3 separate regions of the Homo sapiens genome follow, and all the other regions are linked to region 1. Evidence: read pairs that join two places in POLR2A ChIA-PET (ENCODE). Cell type or tissue: MCF 10A. All regions are shown on one strand.

Evidence for each region. ChIA-PET counts read pairs that join two places held together with the same protein. Peaks named below come from ENCODE experiments on the same cell type or tissue, not always from the same donor. Only the 100,000 strongest peaks of a DNase experiment are listed, where the experiment ranks them.
Region 2: POLR2A ChIA-PET joins it to region 1 with 5 read pairs; 5 of 35 experiments call an interaction of 5 or more read pairs at or near these places.
Region 3: POLR2A ChIA-PET joins it to region 1 with 8 read pairs; 12 of 35 experiments call an interaction of 5 or more read pairs at or near these places.

Annotation. Positions count from the first base shown.
Region 1 is chr7:92,836,694-92,840,693 of GRCh38, reverse strand. All of the region lies in intron 1 of CDK6-AS1 (CDK6 antisense RNA 1), which reads right to left. Among named protein-coding and RNA genes, the nearest start is that of CDK6, 2.1 kb to the right of the region's middle. RefSeq lists a silencer at 3,819-4,000. In MCF 10A, no CTCF peak of the experiment used is centred here; no DNase peak of the experiment used is centred here.
Region 2 is chr7:92,902,647-92,906,646 of GRCh38, reverse strand. All of the region lies in intron 1 of CDK6-AS1 (CDK6 antisense RNA 1), which reads right to left. Among named protein-coding and RNA genes, the nearest start is that of CDK6, 68 kb to the right of the region's middle. In MCF 10A, no CTCF peak of the experiment used is centred here; a DNase peak (open chromatin) is centred at 2,156.
Region 3 is chr7:92,644,275-92,648,274 of GRCh38, reverse strand. The region is part of intron 5 of CDK6 (cyclin dependent kinase 6); the gene reads left to right. It overlaps LOC112268009 (a long non-coding RNA gene), which reads left to right. Exons shown (of 2, transcript XR_002956577.2): 1 at 1-4,000. Among named protein-coding and RNA genes, the nearest start is that of FAM133B, 56 kb to the right of the region's middle. In MCF 10A, no CTCF peak of the experiment used is centred here; a DNase peak (open chromatin) is centred at 2,404.

The DNA of each region.
Region 1 (4,000 bases):
TATGGAGTCATACAGTATACAACCTCATTTAATAAGACAGATTTAATTGCATAATAGGATAGACACAGAAGGCCATTCATCCTGAAAGAATCGGGTTGCCTGGCTACGCCATACCTATAAGCACTGAGGCTGCATCTCTCAGCCCCACGACCTCAGCATGTGCTTCCTTCACTTGTCCCTGATGCCAGGCCATTCATAGAAGTTTCTCCCCGGGTGCCTTCTTTGTCCCTCCTCCTACCTCTGAGATCCCACTTTATCATCGTTCACTCCCACTGTGTTATACCTCCACTGCTGCAACTGAATGGTCTATCTAAAGCATGTAAACACCTTTTAGCTCAACCAAAACCAGCTATGGTAACACAATTTTTAGGCCATGTGTGCAGCTGAGATGCAAGTATTATCTCAGAAAAGAAATGTTAGAAACCAGTGAAAATTACAGGTCACTGTAAATAGAAAGAAAATATAGGTATTTTAACGTGATTATCACCATCTTTTGTAAGTATATTTCCATAGTTATTTTTCTGATTACTCAGAATTCTAATATAGATGATGAAAGAATCTTAAGAACATGTTTCAAACATGTCATAACAATATGCCAAGAACATACAGGTATTCACACACACACACACACAAAGGAAAAAGAAGATATGGGTGTCTATCAAAAGGGAAAAATTAAAAAAGATGATGGCAATTATACAAATATGAACATAGTACTGACATGTTGCACAAAGAAAATTATAGAGTAGTAGAACCAATGGAAGCAGCATGTTCCAAAAGACAGTAATGTTTGTTTTTTCCTCCTTAAATGTTATAAGCTACTACTTTATATCTATTTTTTCCCTCATGGCAGATATCAAAATCATTTCAAGTTTCACTGCTCAAATGCAGTGCAATAGATCACATGCAACAGTAAAAACAGAAAAACCCAGGTCATTTCCAAATTGACAGAAAGAATTTATTTAGAAGACTGAACTTTAAAAATCATTTAAAGCTCAGAATTTTACAATGCAAAAAGTTGATAATACAATTGACTTTTCCTAAGCTATTTAGCAAACTTTCGGTAATATAGTTCAGGGGAAAACCCAAGAAAATATCTTGGAAATGTCTGAGAAGGGAAAGAAGAATGCATTAAAATGTACTGCATTTATATTATGCTATTTCTGTTAAAATTATAGTTTCTCATGATTATTACTCAATAAAGATAACATGTACACAAACACATAAATCAGGTTAAAAAGTAGGGTAACTTGTTTCAAGGTTAAACTAGAAGTGTATTTTAAAATAATTGTGTAGTACATTATAGCAAAATCTCATTTCTGAGTTTCTGGAAAATATATTTTATAAACTCAAATAGCCAATATAAATCAGAAATGAATTAGATTTAGGTGTACATTATATAATTATTATTTGTAACTAAATTACACATTTCCTTAACAAGTTAAAAATTATAGACCAAAATTTAAAATTTTATGTTTATTTTAGTGAAAACAAAATTGTACAGGTATTTGATATATAAATGTTCACACATGAAATACATTCCTTGTGTGACATTAAGAAGTCTTTCAGTGTAAGTTACACCACCATATTTGGAAATAAGTCCATGAAATGTAATTTTTAAATACCTGTAAGATGATTTGCAACTTTAGAATATCTGGTATGTAGTGTGAAAATACTGGTTGGAGTCATTATTCTTGAGTTCTATATATTAATTCTCAGAAGACTCCTAAACAAAGAAGTTGGAATTTGGTTCACAGTTTAAAAAGTTTGAACATATTTTCTTATGATAACCTGTTACCCACAGCAGAAGTTATCCATAAACAAAAATAATCTGGTATTTACTAATTTTATACAATCAATTGTAAAACTGCCTTGGGTCTGAAGCTTTCACCAACTGGGACTTAATGTGAACCATAAGCAGGAAGAGTGAACAATGATAAATTAACATAAAAGATAGCAGTATCAGGAAAAGAAGAGGACAGAGAGTTAACACTCAGTACTAACATATATAATTAAATAAAGTTTCATTGTTTTTTACATTGTCCAAATGATCTAGTAACCTAAATCATGGAATTTCTGATCTAGCAATGGTTGTTGTCAAATTCAGTAACTAAAAATTCAACCCAGTGTAGAAAAGACACTTCTCTGTTAATTTAATATTTGTAGCTTACTATTTTTTTAATAAATGATTTATTCAAATAAATTCTAGCCATGATGTGCTGCTTCCTATTTGCTGGCAATTATTTCTGGATTATATAAACATGTTAATTACCAGCAAGTAAATCTTGTTTTAAAAGGCAAATGATAAGTGTGAACAATTATCAAAATGGAGGATTCCCACTTGTGTCTCTGGCTTAAAGTCTAATTAGTGACTTGTAGTGATCCAATATTTTTATGTAAATATAAAATCTAATGATTTGCCTTCTTAAATTTATAAGGTATATGAGATTATAGATAGCTTTATAAATACAAATTTTGTTCAGAAAACTGGATCTTATTTTAGAAGACATGCTCTTAACACAAATGTATTTTATGAATTATCTTAAGCTTAAAGACATACAATTATTCACTTTTATTTTTAAAGAAAAAAGTATTATAATGCATTGCAAAATATGTGCTACTGAAAATGCATCAATTTTTATTTCCCTAGCCTTACCTCACACTATAACATAGAATCAGTTTTATAAAGGCAAAAATTTGATTTACTGTGAGATTAGTAACATGGTTTTAAAGTCAAAAGATTTATAGAAGTAGTATTTCCAATTCAAACAGAATTTTGCCAGGTTTTAATTTTTCTACAAAGCACTTAAGTAAATAATTTTGTGAAAAGTTTTGCTTTAAGATGTTTTAAAGGGTTTCAAGTATTCTACAGATAGAGATTTTGGGGAGAACACCAAATTCTTTCCAAAAAGACAGCTATTTCAAGTTTTCTTTTACTCCATTGTAGAAAGTTTTAAAGACTTTTTTTTCTCCAAAATCTAATTTTCACCTGAAATAATTGTATTCAAGGGTTTCTCAGCAGGTAAAGTATACATTCTTACAAGGTTTCAAATTTCAGATTTCCAATAATGCATTTAAACTGAGCACTCCTCTTTTTGTGTATGTATCTACTATCTGCAGTTCTATTATTTACACTAAATTTTAGTCTTTTTAGCTCCTCTGAAATACGTTAGTGAACCCTCAGCAGTTACTAACCACTTAATAATTGTGAGCCCGCCAGCCCCTTCAAGTAGATCGTTAACCATAAGAGTGCCTGACAATTTCCAAACCATATCCTCTGTCTAAAAGGAAAAGATAGGGCTTTGTGAGGCAGAAAGGAAGCGAAGGAAAACAAAACAAATGTAGCTCATGCTGAAAGTGAAAAGTGCTTGGATAGATTAGTATTTTCTTTTCTGCAAGGCATCCTGCCAAACTTTTTCTTTATTTTTTTAAGAGAAGAGTTATTTTTTGGTCTGATTTTTCAGTTTCTTGGAAAGTATTGGTATTTACCACCCCCATTGGCCGCTCATAATTATTGTTGGTTGTTTTGTGTTTTTCCCATCCGTCCACGTCACACAGTGAGGATGCCCCCCGCTTCACCCTGTCAAAACCCCAACTCTGGGCGACCCTGGGTTTGGAAACTCCGCCGACTCCCGACGACACGTCCCACTCTCTCCCACTAATGCCGCTTATTTTAGTCGCAGGATCCCCCTACTACAGTTTCAGCGAAAGCCGGAAATTTTCATTTAACTCTCCCCCCCACCCCCACCCCCACCGCGCCCTTCTAGCCCCCGACTCGTAGAAGGGAGCTAGGGAGCCCGGAGCTCGGAGCACTGCCGGGACTCGGCCGCCTCATTTCTCTCCGGAAGGCTTTAATTTGCACACTTTCTTGCCACTGCGCCACGAGCCCCCAGCCCCGCCGGGGGGTGGGTCTCCGGCAGAGTTGGCTTCGCGGGTCCCTGCCCCCACCCCGCACGGTCGCCCCAGCTGCCTCCCCGGCTGGGGCCCCCAGCGCCGGCCGGAG
Region 2 (4,000 bases), 66 kb before region 1:
AACAGAAACTCATAGGATGCTTTGAGGGTGTAAATTGGTAAAAACTACTTTGGAAATTTTGTTACCAGTAAAGCTGAGCATATGTGCACCGTATGATTCAGAAATTCAATCTGCAGGTATAAAATTAAATGAAATGCATACATATGTGCACAAAATGATAGTTATGAGAATGAGAATATTCCTAGCACATTATTCTCCATAGCACCAAACTAGAAGCAACCCAAATGCCCATTGTATTAGTCCATTCTCACACTGCTACAAAGACATACCTGGGACTGGGTAATTTATAAAGAAAACAGATTTAATTAGCTTGCAGTTCTGCAGGATGTATAGGCTTCTGCTCCTGGGGAGACCTCAGGAAACTTACAATCATGGTGGAAGACAAAGAGGAAGCAGGCACAGTCTTCACATGGCCAGGAGGAGAGAGAGGGAGTGAAGTGGCAGGTGCTACACACTTTCAAACAACCAGATCTTGTGAGAAATCCATCACAAGAGCAGCAACAGGAAAGTCCGTCCCCGTGATTCAATCACCTTCCACAAGGCCCCTCCTCCAACACTGGGGATACAATTTGACATGAGATTTTGGTAGGGACACAGAGCCAAACTATATTACCCATTAACAATAGAATAGATAAATTGTAGTATATATGTATAATGGAATACAATTTAGCAATGAAGAAAACTATATCTATCTATAAAAACATTAATGAACCTCAAAGGTATAACATTTAGCAACAAAAGAGTATATACTATGTAATCTCATTCAAATAAAATTCAAAAACAGGCAACATTAATTTATAGTAATAGGAATCTGTGCCGTGGTTACCTTTGGAGGAAGTAACAACAGGGACAGGAGCACATAGTAGGCCTCTGTGGTGGTGTTAATGTTCAGTATCTTGCTTTGTGTCAAAATCAAGCTGTAAAATTAAATTTATGCCCTTACAAGTCCATAAATTAAATTTAAATTTAATAAGTGAAACAAAAGCTATATCGTTGCCTAAATCAACCAACCATAAAGTCATGAGTCATAAAAATTCCCAAATTACTTTTAATCCTATCATTCCTAACCCTAAAACAGTGAGGCCCTCCTGATAAAAAGACGCACTCTCATTACAGACAGTCCAATGCTCTTCCTGTGCCCAGCACATTATTAATAATTAATAACTAATATTTTAGTGCCAGACACCACACTGACTAAATAGTTATTGTGGATGAATATAGTTAGGGTGGATAATAGTGTGGACTAAATAGTTAGTGTGGATTAATGCAAATCATGCATTAATATATTGAAATCTCCCAATAACCCTTAGAGATGGCTATTATTAAGCTACTCTATAGATGAGAAAGTAAATTTTCACAAGGTCACTATATCAGTCAATATCTTTCATTACAATTAAAAGAGACCAACTTTCGTTTAAGCAAAAGGGAATGTGCTTAAAAGGGCATTGCAGAACTCCCAGAGTTGCCAGGACTGCCAATGTGAGGACTCTGTAGCCATGAACAATACCCCAGATCAAGTAATGGAGCTGGTCCAATGTGAAAACACTGTCTTATTGCCCAGCACTGGTGAGTGTGGCCCACTCTGCCACACTGCCAGACCTGGAGCCCAGACACGGGCACTGGCAAGTCTGCCACTGCTCTGTGGGAGCTTGCCATAACTTCTGCCACCAGCACGACCAGCAAGAATGACTCTCAGTTCCCACTGCAGCAACCAAGTGCTGAGCACATGTTTCATGCCCTAAGGCAAAAAGGAATATATGCACTTAAAAAATCCCAGGTTTGGAAGGTGGCAAGTGGGAATTTGAACCCAGCTGACTTGGTTCCAAAACCAAAGGCTCAAATTTTTGCGAGGCTGTCTACAAACGGGTGATGTTACTTTACCATTTAAAGGACCAAATGAGGCAAGCAAATCCAACAACAAGCAAACCCAACAACACTTCATGTCACTGTGTCACTATCAGAAAGATTCAAAAATGAATTGCTTGACTAATTTATAGACAGAACAAAACTATTTATATGACAAATAGGGCTGCTGGAAATCACCAAGTGCTTTAATAAAGGCAGACAGGGAGGACCCCATATGACAGCTCATCCGAGAACCAGAACTGCACCATGTGGGGCCATGTGGCTGCATGCTGACTCAGAAGAGGGGTGGGGAAGGAGGGCCGCTTCTGATTCACCAAGACCACATCCTGCCCCTCCTTCATTCTTTCCCCTGGAAGCTGCATATCAATCTTCTTAGTGAAATCTCCCCAAAGCATGGGGCTCAGGTATTTTCAGCAAACGTCTGTGAACCTAAGAGTCCCATTTTCCAGGAACATTTGGCCCTGCTTCTTTTCAATGGCATTTAGGTGTGAAGTTGACTATGACTAAGTGTGAAGCTGATAGTCTGCACATGAATACTCAGGGCTTGATTTGGGTTATTTAGTTTTCCCTGTGTTTTCTTGGGCACAAACCAATATCTAACATCATATATATATATATATATATATATATATATATATATATATATATATATATATATATATATATATATGTCCTTTAAAAAACTGGCTTTAGCTGGTTTAAATCAGAAAGAAAATTCTTAAACACACAATACCAGTTAGGTAACAACTTGGGAGAAATGTGTTCTTTCTGACAATCGTGTAAATACATATTCATTATCATCAAAGACTAAACAAGCATGTCATCCTGCTCTGATTCATCTTAGGAAAACATGTGGTAGGCAATTCAAAATCCTTCAAATAAAGAATAAAAAGAGGCAAGGTCAAGTTTTTTGTTAAAGGAAATTTAGTAAAATTAGTGTATTTGTGGACTTTTTAATTTTGTTTGCAGTTTTGAAGGTTGGGGTTTTTTGGGGTTTTTTACTTTTGTTTTGGGCTATCATTATTATTATTGGTTTCTATGAAGGCAGTAGTGGGAGTTAGGATTAGAAAGGTTGTGGTAGTCAATATATGGAGGACTTTGAAAGGTTAGGGATCTGATCTTTATTCTGTAGGGAGGGAGTAATTCATAAAGGTTTTTTATCTACTTTATTTTTACAATTTTTTAGCCAAATAGAACAAAGAGAAAAGTGTGGAAATTTTAAGTAAATTTAATTTTTTAAATCACACGTTATGCAATCACCATTCATGTCAAGAAATAGCTACCAGCACCTCAGGAAGTTCCCTTGTGGTATTTTTAAATTTAAAAAATTATCAACTATAACCAAATAGAGTGAAAACGTAAAACATGTATGTTCTGTTTAACATGTCATTGCCATCAAGGTCAAGAAGTCTAAGATCGAAAGCACCCCAGAAATCTCCTGAGTTTAACTTTGAAATCTCCTGAGTTTAACTTCGAAATCTCCTGAGTTTAACTTCCAAATCACAACTTTCTCCCTCCGCATCCACCATTCCCAAACCATAAGGTAATTGCTACCCAAATATTTGGAATAACCATTTCTTTGTTTTACTTTGTTTTTACCACCTAGGTATGCATTGCTAAATAAGATAGTTTAGTTTTGCCGTTTTTGAACTTTGTTCAGATACAATCATGCTTGATGTTTTCTTTGTTGTTTTGCTTCTTTACCCAACAGTATTTTTGAGGAGTCATCCATGCTGATTCTTGTAGTTCATAGTCAATTTCTTTATTATAAATAATCTGTTGCATGAATATATCACAAGTTATTTATCCATGCTATAGTTGTTAGACAGTTAGTGGTTTCCAGGCTGAGGCTATTACAAATAATGTTAAGGCATTGTCTGTGTGTATGTAAGGGAAAAAGAGAGAGAGGATTAAGATGTATCTAGTAGTACTATGCAAGCTGAACTCAGATAGGGAGGAAAGAATCACGGAATTTAGTTGGGAGACTCAACCATAACAATCAAACATATGAGCTTAGTGATTAAAAAAGAAAGTAAGAAAGGACAGATTCCTAGCAGGAGTTCCCATTAATCTGCATTTTTGCCTGCTTTTGATGCTATCCATAATTTTAAATGTTTGCTAAAATAATAAGGAA
Region 3 (4,000 bases), 190 kb after region 1:
GCTGGCAAAAGACACAAGACTCTTGGGTTAGAGACAAAGCCTAGTTTATTACTCACAGCAATAGCAGTAGCTACAGTATCAGCATTTGCACCAGATTCCCAATTCCCATAGGAAAATAAGAAGGGGGGCAGATGACACCTGCAAGCACGCACGAACACACTTACACACACACATACCCACACACACACACGGGTTGTGTTACAAAAACGAATCCCCAACATGAATCTTTTATAATGGTCAGTTAAGTCGGCCTTACCTTTGCCCCAGCAGAAGCTATTATCATGTTTAAGAGCAAACAAACCTGCTCATGCTATAGAGGGAGACACTATCATCTTCCAAAGCAGTTTACTTGAAAATCTAATCCAGCACAAATGCAGTTAGTGTCTCTACTTGCAAGATGTGCAGAAATACAAAGGGCCCATGCAGAATTGTCTCCCAACAGGGAACAGCTGTCCCCTGCGTCCACTACACCACTGTTCCTTCCTCTGAGACCTTTCAAGTTTCATTATACACACATCAAGGTCTGTAGCCAAACCTGCAATATTTAGATGAAAATATATTGGTGCATTTATTTCTTACTATAGAACTTAAACTCCACAGGGCAAGGATCTTTGCTTTGTTTACTTGGATATCCCAGAGGCAGAGAACTATATCCAGCACATAGTCAGCATTCAATAAAGATTCGTTGAATGAGTATATGAATTTCCTGTATTCTTATTTGGATCCATAAGTTTATTGGCTTTGCTGTGCAGAAGCAGCAGTTATATCGGTCCCTTCAAGAAACTGCCTGCAGAGATTCCTGGAGTCATCTGCCTGGAGCATTGCCCACTCACCTCCTCAACTCACCTCCTGGCTGCTCCACGTCATTCTTCCAATCTCATCTTAAATGTTATTTCCTTAAAGAAACCTTTCCTGACCCAGAGTAAAATCAGTACCTTCGGGTATTCACTCTCACAACACCTTGACTTTTTTCCTTCATAGCACTTAGCACAGTTTGCACTTATATTTATTTTAGTGTTTTCTGGCTTAAAACCTGTTTGCCCTATCACTCATGAAACTATAAACCAGACCCTCTCTATTTTACTCACCACTGTATAACTAGTACCTAACAGAGCATGGCATAAAGTGGCTACTAAGTAAATGAATAATGAATAAATGAATGAACATACTGCAGCCTGTAGGTCAGAGCCCATCACTCTGTGAGTAGCTCTGGCATAAAATGGGCCAAATGCATCGTTTGCTCCTTGCCTTTTTCAAAACAGTTTTCCCATGTTTCTCTTCAGTCACTTAGTCTCAAGATTTTTCTTCAGTAGAGTTTAGTCATTTTTTTATTTTATATTCCCAGAAAGCACTTAATTTTAAATTCAGAGGTTTTATGTCATTTTACTAATCAAAACAGTATAAACATATTAAGTCAATACTGGTCCTAGCATTATTCCTTTGGTAGTTCTAATGTTTACACTTAATATATTTAACTCAGTTGCATAATAAGGAAATGAAACTTACAGAAGAATCCCATGGGATTCTTCTCTCAATTAATGAATGAGCAAATATTCTTTGAAAACCTACCAGGTGCTGGCCAGGCGCAGTGGCTCATGCCTGTAATCCTAGCACTTTGGGAGGCCAAGGTGGGCAGATTACCTGAAATTGGGAGTTTAAGACCAGCCTGGCCAACATGGTGAAACGCTATCTCTACTAAAAACACAAAAATTTGCCAGATGTGATGGCAGGCACCTGTAATCCCAGCTACTCGGGAGGCTGAGGCAGGAGAATCGCTTGAACCTGGGAGGGAGAGGTTGCAGTGAGCCGAGATCGCGCCACTGCACTCTGGCCTGGGTGACACAGCAAGACTCCATCTCAAAAAAAAAAAAGAAAAAGAAAAAGAAAAAAGAAAACCTACCAGGTGCTTACAATCATTCTGGGCACTGTGGAAGATAGCAAAAACCTGAAGACTGAGCCTGAAGGAGGTTATAACTTACATGAGCAAATAAAAATGTGCATGATGTGTTAGCATGTAATAATTAGCAAACAGTATCAGACCAGGCATATGTAAGTGCTGAGCCACATGGTACAGATTTTTAAAACTGTTAAGAGCTTAGAAAAGTCAGATATTACCCTGAACTAGAATAATAGGGGCTTCCTGAAGTTAGTCCTGAGCTGGATTTTGAAGATGTTTGATTGGATATTTAACAAGAACTTCATTAGGCAAGCCACAAAAATAGCAGTGCATTCATTCTCAGAAAAGCAAGACCTGGCTGTACTGGAAGGTATAAGTTGGGAAATAGTGTCGTGTATGCACAATCACCGTTGGATTATATGAATCACACAGTCTTTATGACTCCTTTTCCATTCAATTCAATACCATACAGAGATAAAGCCACACCTTTGGACAAATACAGCCGGGGTGTGAGCCGCCAAAAGATGGAGCCTTACTAAGGAGTATCCACGAAGTAAATAAACTCCGAAGGAAAGACTTGGAAGGTCATCCAACATACTCATAAATTCCAGCTATTGCCAAAGATGAAAGGGAAGTGAGAGCCATGAGGAACAATAGGAAGGAGTGCCCCTGCCCCCTCTTAACTGCCTGTTTACAGGAGGGGAGGAGCAGCAGTGCTGCCCAGATGGCAGAGCCAAAGTTAGAATGAAGCTTCTTCCTCACCCTAAGACCTCTTTAGGAAATCCTGTTTGTGACGGTGGCTTCACTGTGAAGTCATCAGGAGCCCCCTCCCCGGGTTGCAGGAGCACACTTCTGGATTGAACCATGGTTTCTAATGCTGCTTGGAAATCTTATTATCATGTGCACTCAGCAAGATAGAAACTGCATATCAGGTGAAGCTTGGGTCAGACTTTATTTTGCAAGCATTTACTTATCTTTCTTGTACGATGGAAATGCTGGCAACACAATAGCTTAAAAACAAGATAAGCCTCATCTTTTTTCCTGTGTGGGTATGTTAGGGAATGATGGTTTTGATGGCCTTTAAAAAGCAGGAAAGGGCAAAGCCCTGTGATGCCATTTCTTTGGCATTTCATTACTTCATTAAGAGAATTATCCTAAAAGCCTGGGAGCTGTAATACGGCTTAAAAACTGATGAGAGCTGAGTGAAAACACCATAGACTCCAAACCAAATTAACCAGAAGGTTCATCCCAAAGAGACCCGCTTTTATATTCGCACCTGGGGTGTGTACTTTTCCTTCTGCCACTCAAGAGCTTTTGCGTGTGGGGGTGAACAATTTGCTTTCCATGCCAAACCCGATGAAATGGGATTTGTCTTCCCTCTCAGACAGGTGGCCAAGCTGTAACAGAGAGGGCTCTGCCTGGCTGCTTGCCTCTTTGGACATGCAGCACTGTCAGTGCAGCGCCAGGCCCCATATCTGACCCTGTGGCCTCACAATCTGGAGGCCCACATTGGCAGCCTGGGGTGGTGACAGCTTCGGTCAGTTGTTGTGGAGTTCCACTGGCAGACAAAGAAGAGTAGGCGAGTGTGCTGATCCAGGTTCCTTCTGTATGATAGAAGAAACCTCTAAGGTCCTGGTAATGTGTGAACCAGTGGAATACCTGCTCCAATAATTAAAGTATGAGCTTTCCTTCCTCTTTTTCAGGGTGGACCAGGCCTTGGGAAAGGAATTTTGGCCTTCCCAGACTGTACACATTACTTAATGTGTCCTTCTACACTTATTACATGCATCAGGAGCAGATTTCACAAGCCTTCTTCCTATGAGACTAGGTTAGTCACTAGGGTTAATTATTCAGTAGTTAAAGGAAATATTGTGATGGAGGGAAAAATAGATTTCCAGAAGCCAGGGAGTAGAGGGCCTCAGAACATCAAATTGCTCCATGAAGAGAGTACACAGCCATTTTTATTTCAGTCTTTGAACATGAGATAGTAATCGTGATTTGAATTCTCTAAACCTCAAAAATATTCCCTTCTTAGCTGTAAATAGCCACTTGTCCCAACCCCATATATCCATGGGGAGCTTCTGTTCTCCCAGAGAAAATGCA